Regions from separate parts of the Homo sapiens genome. Here region 2 is linked to region 1. A link is a contact called in ENCODE Hi-C or POLR2A ChIA-PET data. All regions are on one chromosome and are shown on one strand. The core of a region is the stretch at or near the end of the contact, and the rest is flanking DNA. Distances in the headings are between cores, read along the strand shown.

Region 1 (4,640 bases), core at 1,287-3,786:
AGCAGCTTTCAGCTTTGGGGCTTTTTCAGGCCTCCCTCAAGAGTCCCCTGAGCCCGCCCTGTTCCTTGGAGCTGTGGGAGGCTGGGACCCAATTAGAAGGTGATGGCTGGCCTCCAGCATGATGCAGGAAGGGCTGGCTAGACGGCTCCAAACCGGAGTGGTGGGAGTCTTGATGGGTGGGCTGCATGCCAGGGAGGGCTGGCCAGAGTTCAGGAGCAGGACTAGCAGTCCTCACACTTACCATGACCCCGACCCTCACCCCAGGGCCTTTGCACATGCTGTGCCCTCTGACCAGATCTCTTTTCCTTCTTCTCTCCATTGAATTAACTCCCACTCATCTTTCCTGTCCCAGTGCAATCATTACTTCCTTCGGGAAGCAGGCTCTCTCATTCCTATGTTTACAACAAACTCCCGTGATTACAATTTTCACAGCAAGAACCTGTTGGTTGGAGCTTGCTTTTTTTGGATATGAAAATTTGAGTAATATCTGTGTCTCCACTAGGAACTTCCTGAGAGCAGGCAGAATGTCTGCTTTTGTTGACCATCACACCCCAGTCTAAAGACCTATTGAATGAAGCCGGGCATGGGGGCTCATGCCTATAGTCCCAGACCTGCGTACTTGGGGTGAAAGATGCCCCCAGCCCCCCGCCATCCAAGGCCGAGGCAGGCGGACCACCTGAGGCCAGGAGTTTGAGACCAGCCTGGCCAACATAGTGAAACCCTGACTCCACTAAAAATAAAAAAATTAGCCAGGCGTGGTGGTGGGCGCCTGTAATCCCAGCTACTAGGGAGGCTGAGGAAGGAGAGTTGCTTGAACTTGGGAGGCGGAGGTTGCAGTGAGCCATGATCGCAGCACTGCACTCCAGCCTGGGCAACAGAATGAGACTCCGTCTCAAAAAACTAAAAAAGACTTATTGAATGAATGCATGAATGAACTACCACTTCTGTGAGGCCTCCCACCCATTCCCGGTGGCATTCTCCACCCTGTGCTGTGGTCAGCTGTGTACAGTTCTGCCTTTCCAGGACTTGAGGCAGTGAGGGGGCTTCATGAAGAATGTAGGTCGTGGAGCCACTCTGCCTGGGTTCATAGTCAGGCTCTGCCAATTACTAGCTAAAGAATAGCCTTGGGCAAGCTGCTAAACGTCTCTGTGCCTCAGGCTCCCCATCTGTAAAATGAGGGTAATAGTTAATGTATTAATGCATATGACATGCTTAGAGCAGGGTCGGGCACTACGTTTGCCAATGAATGTGGATGCTGTTACCATATCTATATCTGTGGCACCCAGACCCCAGGGCGGGTGCAGCCTAATAGGTGTTCAGCAAAGCACATTATTGATTGAGCCAGCAAAGTATGGGGTTGTTCCTGGAAAAAAGAATACTGAGAGGGGAGTGTGAGCCTGCAGGTGAAGAGGGATAGACCCTAAGAACAGGGAGGAATTAACCGGAAACCCAACTGCCCCGACATGCCGCTACCCTAGAAACGTTTTTTTCCATCTGACAGCAGCAATTCACTCAAGGAGCAGCAGTTGATTCTGGTTTGTGTTTTTTCCAGTACTCACAGAACCAGCCCCCTGGCTCCCCCTCAGAGACACCAGCACCACCAGTAGGCAACCCATCCCCAAAGACTGAGCTTCAGCACCACGGGCACTCCCGCAAGCTTCTAAGTTTTGTTGTTTTTTTTTTTAATACTTTAAGTTCTAGGGTACATGTGCACAACAGTTCTCACTGTTTCCCTTTGTTCCTCCAGCCCGAGGGAAGCCCTGGCTCCTTCTTGTGGTTGTGACTTCCATAATGCTTCAGCGTTCTCTTTTTGCCTTTTCAGTTTTTCAGTACCTAATTAACAATTCTGCATGTTAGATTCTCACTGTTAAAATAACTGGTGTAGGCCGGGGCACGGTGGCTTACGCCTATAATCCCAGCACTTTGGGAGGCCAAGGCAGGCCGATCCCTTGAGCCCAGGAGTTTGAGACCAGCCTGGGCAACATGGTGAAACGCCGTCTCTACAAGAAAAACAAAAATTAGCCTCTTACGGTGCCCGGCATGTAATCATGTTCGCAGGCGCATGCCTGTGGTCCCAGCTACTTGGGAGGCAGAGGTGGGAGGATGGCTTGAGCCCAGGAAGTTGAGGCTGCAGTGAGCCCAGATTGTGCCACTGCACTCCAGCCTGGGCAACAGAGCAAGATCTTGTCTCAAAAACAAGCAAACAAACAAACAAACAAACAAAACACTGGTGTGGTTTGTGTATCCTGACTGGACCCTGACTGATAGACTCACTGAATCCTCAAACTCGAGGTTCGGAGTGTTACAGAGGCAGGAGCCAGGCCCCCTGTACCTCTGACTTGCCTCATGGCTAAGAGAAACAACGGTTTCGGCCCCTTTTTCAGGAATCCTGTGGACTAGAAATGGATGTGCTGCTCACAGGGATATCTAATCAGCACTGGAAAAACTGGGCCAACAGTTAAACCACACAAACAAAAGAGCCACAGCTCCACACAGAACTGCCTGCTGGGCAAATGCCAAAACAAACGGCCACGGTCTCTGGGCCTCATCACGGCTGCAGGCTTCCTGGTCCCTCACGGAGGCCTCTCAAGAAGTAGGGGCTAAGGCCAAGTGCAGTGGCTCATGCCTGTAACCCTATCACTTTAGGAGGCTGAAGCGGGAGGACCACTCGAGCCCAGGAGTTCAAGACCAAACTGGGAAATAAAGCAAGATCCCCCATATCTACAAAATAAAAAAACTAGCCAGGCGTAGTGGCATGTGCCTTTAGTCCCAGCTACTCAGGAGGCTGAGACAGGAGGATCACTTGAGCCCCAGGAGGTCAAGGCTGTAGTGAGCCATGATCACACCATTGCACTCCAGCCTGGGAAACAGAGCGAGACTCTGTCTCAAAAAAAAAAAAAAAGAAGAAGAAGAAGAAGAAGGGCCTCAGAGTCTCTCCTTTCTGGACTCCAAGTCTTCTCTCATTCCCACCAGGACTGAGGAATAGCCAAATGAATCAGGCTGTCCCATTCTGCTCCTCTAGAACATTCTGGTCAAACAGGGAGCCTTCAGTGGTTATTGTCCTGAGTGCATGTCAATGGAGTGACATGCTCATTACATTCATCTGGAGAGCTTCTAAAAATACTGCTGCCTGGGCCTCACCCCAGAGATTCTCGTCCTGGACAGCACTGGTCATTATGTCACTAAAGCTCCCCAGGTGATTCCACTGTGTAGTCAAGATTGAAATTTGGCCGGGCGCGGTGGCCTGCGCCTGTAATCCTAGCACTTTGGGAGGCCAAGGGGGGTGGATCGCCTGAGGTCAGACGTTCGAGACCAGGCTGGCCAACATGGTGAAACCCTGTCTCTACTGAAAATACAAAAATTAATTGGGTGTGATGGTGGGCGCCTGTAATCCCAGCTATTTGGGAGGCTGAGGCAGGAGAATCACTTGAACCTGGGAGGCAGAGGTTGCAGTGAGCCTAGATTGCGCCACTGCACTCCAGCCTGGGTGAGAGTGAGACTGTCTCAAAAAAAAAAAAAAAAACCCAAGATTGAAAAACGGCCAGGCATGGTGGCTCACGCCTGTAATCCCAGCACTTTGGGAAGCCAAGGCAGGCGGATCACGAGGTCAACAGATCAAGACCATCCTGGCCAACATGTTGAAACCCTGTCTCTACTAAAAATACAAAAATTAGCCTGGTGTGGTGGTAGGCGTCTGTAGTTCCAGCTACTCGGGAGGCTGAGGCAGGAGAATCACTTGAACCCGGGAGGCAGAGGTTGCAGTGAGCTGAGATTTCGCCACTGCACTCCAGCCTGGTGACAGAACGAGACTCCATCTCAAAAAAAAAAAAAAAGATTGAAATCCACCTAACTAAAGAATGTATTTGGATGGCAATTCTCAAATTTGAGAGTGTATCAGAATCAGCCGGAGGGCATATTAAACCAGGGGCTGTACAGCCTCGCCCCAAGTTTCTTAGCAGGTCTAGGGTGGGGCCTGAGAATGTGCATTTCTCAAAAGTTCCCAGCTGATGTTCCCGGTCTGGGGACTATACTTTGAGATCACCTGGGTATGGAGTCCAACAGCCCAGGTTCAAATCCCAGCTCTGTCAGATGCAGTTGACTCTCCACCCGGGAGGGTTTTGGGAGGACTGAAGGGCATAACTTGGACAAAGAGCCTCATACGGTGCCCAGCGTGTAATCACGTTCAGGGAATGTGTTTTCACCATGATGTGATTATTAGTAGGAGAGGCTGCAGAAGTCTTGAGTTATAGCATGTGACTTTGAACTATCGTTTTAATCAGAGCCTCAGCTTCCTCATCTGTAAAATGGGATAATAATATCCTGTGGCTCAGCCCTCCTCACAGGCTGTGAAAGGATCAAAGCCGTTCCCAGATGTGAAAGTGTTTGGAAAGCGGCCGGGCGCGGTGGCTCACGCCTGTAATCCCAGCACTTTGGGAGGCCAAGGCGCGCGGATCACGAGGTCAGGAGATTGAGACCACCCTGGCTAACACAGTGAAACCCCATCTCTACTAAAAATACAAAAAATTAGCCGAGCAAGGTGGCAGGCGCCTGTAGTCCCAGCTACTTGGGAAGCTGAGGCAGGAGAATGGCTGAACCCCGGGGGGCGGAGCCTGCAGTGAGCCGAGATCGTGCCACTGCAC
Region 2 (4,365 bases), core at 905-3,404, 100 kb before region 1:
CAGCCTATACTCTTAGACCCCCGCCAGGCCCCACAGGCCTCCTGAGGCCCTGTCACGGCCAGGCTGGACAGTCGCCACCACTGAGGCTGCCACTCCCACACCTCTGGGATGCCTGGCCATCATCGGCCTGCAGAAGAGGTCCCTGAGTCCTGCCTGGAAGGGGCGGGAGAGGTAGAAGCAGAGGATAGGGCTGACAGCGCAATTGGAGTAGGCCAGGATGGTGCAGAGGCTGGAGGCCACAAAAGCAGCCGGTGTGGCAGGCAGGTAGCCCATGGCTGCCACATAACCCAGCATGGAGCAGGGCCCCCACATCAGCACAAAAACCACCAGCACCACAAGGCTGAGCCCTATGTTCTCTTAATGCTCCTGGATGCTCTCTCCCATGGGACCTTGGGGCTGGGTCCACAGGAGCCAGCCCACGTGGCTGAAAGAGCAGCCCAGCCCCAGCGTGCATGGCAGGAAGGCCAGGGCTCCCAGCAGGCTGATGTAGCAGGAGGTCCCAGCAGGGCTCAGGAGCAAGAGGCAGGCCTGGGTCTTGGGAGCCCCCGCTGTCTCCTCCTCCACTGCCACCCTCTGGAACAGCCAGTTGGGCAGGGATTCTGTAAGGCCCAGGGCCCACATGGCCCCACAGAGCAGCAAGAGGGTGCCCCAGCCGGCTGGGAAGGCCAGGTCAGGCCGGGCCACAGCCACATGGCGCAGGAGAGCTGTGGCCACCATGCTATAGAAGATGCAGAACGTGGTGGCTGTGTTGGTGGCCTGGCTAATGGTGCAGATGGCAGGGCCCAGCCACCAGTTGTGCTGCAGGAAGCTCAGCAGCAGCACAGGCACCACGCAGGCCAGGAAGAGCAGGTCAGATGGCGTGATGTTCATCATGAGGCTGTGGGTCAGGGAGTGGAGCGGGTGGGGGGAGCCCGGGCCCCGGCCCACCACCAGCAGCATGAGCCCATTAGCTGACAGCCCCACCAGCAGGATGAGGCCACAGACCCCAGCAGAGATGAGTCGGAGCAGTCGCTCAGGTGTGGCCGTGAGCTGCGTGGTGAACGTAGCATTGGGCTCCATTCTGTTTCAAACACACAAGGACAAAGTAGAAACCAGCCAGCCCCAAAGGCCGCCTTCCCCATTCCTGCTAAGCCTCCTTTTTTCACAGACCCCCTGCATGTAGTGGGCCCAGATAAGGCCTGTCCTTGGCACACATTAGCCCCTGCAGACCTCATGACAACCCCATGGGATGGACTCCATTAGTACCCTGGGTTCAAATCCTGCCTCTGCTGCTTGCTAGCTCCAGTACCCTGGGATTTATTTATTTATTTATTTTTTTAGAAACAGAATCTCACTCTATCACCCAGGCTGGAGTGAGATCTTGACTCACTGCAACCTCCGCCTCCTAGGTTCAAGCGATTCTCATGCCTCGGCCTCCCAAAGTGCTGGGATTACAGGCGCCACCGCACCTGGCCCCTGGGAGAGTTACTTAATGTTTCTCTACCTCAGTTTCCTCAGCTGTAAGAAAGCAAGGAAATAAAATAAAACAGATGTCAATAGTAACTATCATAAGTGGTAAGACTAGGGTAATTTTCATTTTCTTCTTTAAAATTTATTTCTAAAATTTCTGCAGGGAGTACACATTGTTTTCATAATCTGATAAATATATATGTGCATACATACACACACACATATGTATCTATTTTTTGACAAAACAAAAACCCTGCCCTGTGAAACAAGCAGGTTTAATTTGAGGTTCAAATGGAAAAGTGGGTCTGAAAGGGCTTTGAGAAGGTGTGAAGCCCCTTCCAGTGGTTCCCAAGCTTCTCTGCACTTTGGGATCACCTGAGGAGTTTCACAAATACAGAAGCCTGGGTCCCACCCCCAGAGACATGACATAGTTGGTCTGGGCTTTAGCATTTTTGAAAGATCCCAAATAATTCTAAGGGCAGACCAGCCTGGGAATCATTGCCCTCTAGGTTATGCTGTGCAGGCCCCTGGCAGAGTGGGGGAGTCTGCACCCAGTGGTCAGACCTTTCTTCTCACCCCCACTCTGTCCCACATGTCAAGGGCAGGGGGAGTCCCCGATTGGGAGGACTCTGGCTACAAGATGGGATGTAGACATCCTAGAGCCAGCCCAGTGGCTGATGTCACCATTGGCCGCCCTGCAGGCCAGGCCAGGGCCCGGGAGCTTTAGCTGGAGGCTTGCCTGCTAACTCAGTACATATTTCCTGAGCATTTGCTCTGGACCAGGTTCCCGGAATCCAGCAGCAAACAAGACATAGCAGAGGAGTCCTTACTGGAGTTGCCCTCCCCTTTTCTACCACACCGGGGTGGGGGCTGGAGACACTCTTCTCCTGCGGGCTCAAAGCCAGGTTTGAAGGAGTCTCTGAGTCCCTCCTGCAGAGCCCCAGCCTGGGGAACTTGGCTTCGTCTCTGGGGCCCCAGGGCAGCAACGTGCCTGAGGGCAGCTGAGGGGAGACTGGAGAGGGGGCCTCTGTGAATTCTGATGTCGGCCACCTTCCCGGGTCCCACCAGCTTCAGAGACGGCAGGAGGAGGGGAAATGAAGGACCTGTCCTGGATGAAGGCTGTCATCCAGCCACTTTCCTGGCATTTATCACTGCCTTTTCGTCTCTTTTTCCTGGTCCACACCCACCAATGACATGGACTATTACTGGAGAGGAATTGGCAGGGAGCAATACGAGGCTTCAGGGACCTGGCCCCTCCTTCCCCGAAGCATCCGCATCTTCCTGTAAGCAGTTGCATAACTTCAGAGTTAAGTCTATGGGTATCGGCGTTTGCGTTTAACACTGGCTCCAGCACTTACTTGCTACGTGACTACGGGGAAGTTACTCAGCCTCCCTATGCAGTACTTTCCTTTTCCGTAAGATGGGGGAGCACGCCTGATGGTGTGAGGGCTAAATGAATTAACACGAGCTAGGTGCTCAGAACAGTGCCTGGCATACGGTAGGCACTGGGTAAAGGAGGGATGTCATTCTGCCCCTGCTCACCCTCAGCTCCCAAAAGCCCTCTTCTCTTAGAGCTCCTGCCCAGCCTTCCTTCTCTCCCCATGCCCTCCCTTCTCACTCCACAGCCTGAGTCCCATCAGCCCAGTCCCACCCTCCTTTTCTTAATCAGACTCTGGCTAAGCCTAAATCAGAGCCTCCTTGGCTGACATGCCCCAAGAACTCACCACTTGCCTGGAAGTTCACTCTGAAGTCTACCTCAAGTTTCTCCTGCTGCTGTCGTTGCCTACTTTGTGCTGCTCTGAGGTTCCTGGGTCCTGTTCCCTGGCTTGTGAGCCCTTTGACAGCAGGAAAGGCTGGTGGTCCTTGCACAGCTGTGCCCTGCCCAGCAGGTGGATCCGGCCCAAGAAAGCCAAAAGAGGGTGCTGGGCAGTGTGGAGTTCCTCCCAGAACTCCACCTCCTGCGAACCTGAGTTGCCTGAGGCCACAACAGAGCTGAGCTGAGACGGGGAGGCCTGGGGGCCACTCCCGTACCGGGCCCCCAAACGACAGGGGCTGTCTGCTCTACTGCCTCTCCCAGGAATCACACCCTGCCTACCTGCCTCATTAATTCCCTGGCCTACAGGACAGAGATGTTGGTGCCTGCCAGGTCCCTGGGCCCCAGAGAAAGAGCCATTAGCAACTATAGGACCTGTTTCCCATCCTTATCCAGGGCCAGCATCACTCACTGCAGCCCACACCCCTCTCTCTCTCTCTCTCTCTCTCTCTCTCTCTCTCTCTCTCTCTCTCTCTCTCTCTCTCTCTGAGCACACTGAGAAACTGCTCAGTTCAGGGGCAGGCTTGTGGGCTGCGGGAGGGGACCTGAGATGGGAGAAGACATTGGGGTAAAAAGGATCAGTGAAGGGCCCAGTAAAAGAATCAGCTGGAGGGCCGGGCGCGGTGGCTCATGCCTGTAATCCCAGCACTCTGGGAGGCCGAGGCGGGTGGATTATGAGGTCAAGAGATCGAGACCATCCTGACCAACATGGTGAAACCCCGTCTCTACTAAAAATACAAAAAATTAGCTGGGTGAGGTGGCGGGCGCCTGTAGGCCCAGCTACTTGGGAGGCTGAGGCAGGAGAATGGCGTGAACCCGGGAGGTGGAGGTTGCAGTGAGCCGAGATTGCGCCCCTGTGCTCCAGCCTAGCGACTGAGTGAGACTCCGTCTCAAAAAAACAAAACAAAACAAAACAAAACAAAAACACACAAAGAATCAGCTGGACCATGGGAATCATCCACATGGAGTCTGGAGGTTGAATGGGGTCCATTAAGGGAATCTAATCCAACTTTGGCAGCTTCAGATGCTGGGATCTTCTCTACCTCACCTTTGCCAAGCATTACCTGTCTTCTTGTGCGCCTCTGGTGATGGAAGGCTCACTG

What was found. A loop is a pair of places that touch in the nucleus more often than their neighbours do. ChIA-PET counts read pairs that join two places held with the same protein, here RNA polymerase II (POLR2A). Pooled maps may share reads with other maps.
Region 2: a pooled map of adrenal gland shows a loop between it and region 1 (2.2-fold over the local background). The contact joins two enhancer-like sites. A Hi-C loop is called at or near these places in 38 of 168 maps with a recorded cell type or tissue (A673, B cell, Caco-2 and 30 more), 25 of 37 single-sample maps with no recorded cell type and 31 of 50 pooled maps. POLR2A ChIA-PET finds 5 or more read pairs at or near these places in 4 of 52 experiments (AG04450, CD8-positive, alpha-beta memory T cell, H1 and 1 more).

The regions. Positions count from the first base shown.
Region 1 is chr6:36,632,032-36,636,671 of GRCh38, reverse strand. No RefSeq gene overlaps it. Among named protein-coding and RNA genes, the nearest start is that of MIR3925, 12 kb to the right of the region's middle. RefSeq lists a silencer at 3,014-3,214. Within about 2 kb of position 2,536, at least 12 of the 41 ENCODE cell types and tissues checked have a DNase peak (open chromatin) inside an H3K27ac peak, as active enhancers do; they include ascending aorta, pancreas and sigmoid colon, where a contact is called at or near this core.
Region 2 is chr6:36,733,699-36,738,063 of GRCh38, reverse strand. It overlaps the pseudogene GPR166P. Among named protein-coding and RNA genes, the nearest start is that of RAB44, 38 kb to the right of the region's middle. RefSeq lists an enhancer at 2,303-2,804. Within about 2 kb of position 2,154, at least 26 of the 41 ENCODE cell types and tissues checked have a DNase peak (open chromatin) inside an H3K27ac peak, as active enhancers do; they include ascending aorta, pancreas and sigmoid colon, where a contact is called at or near this core.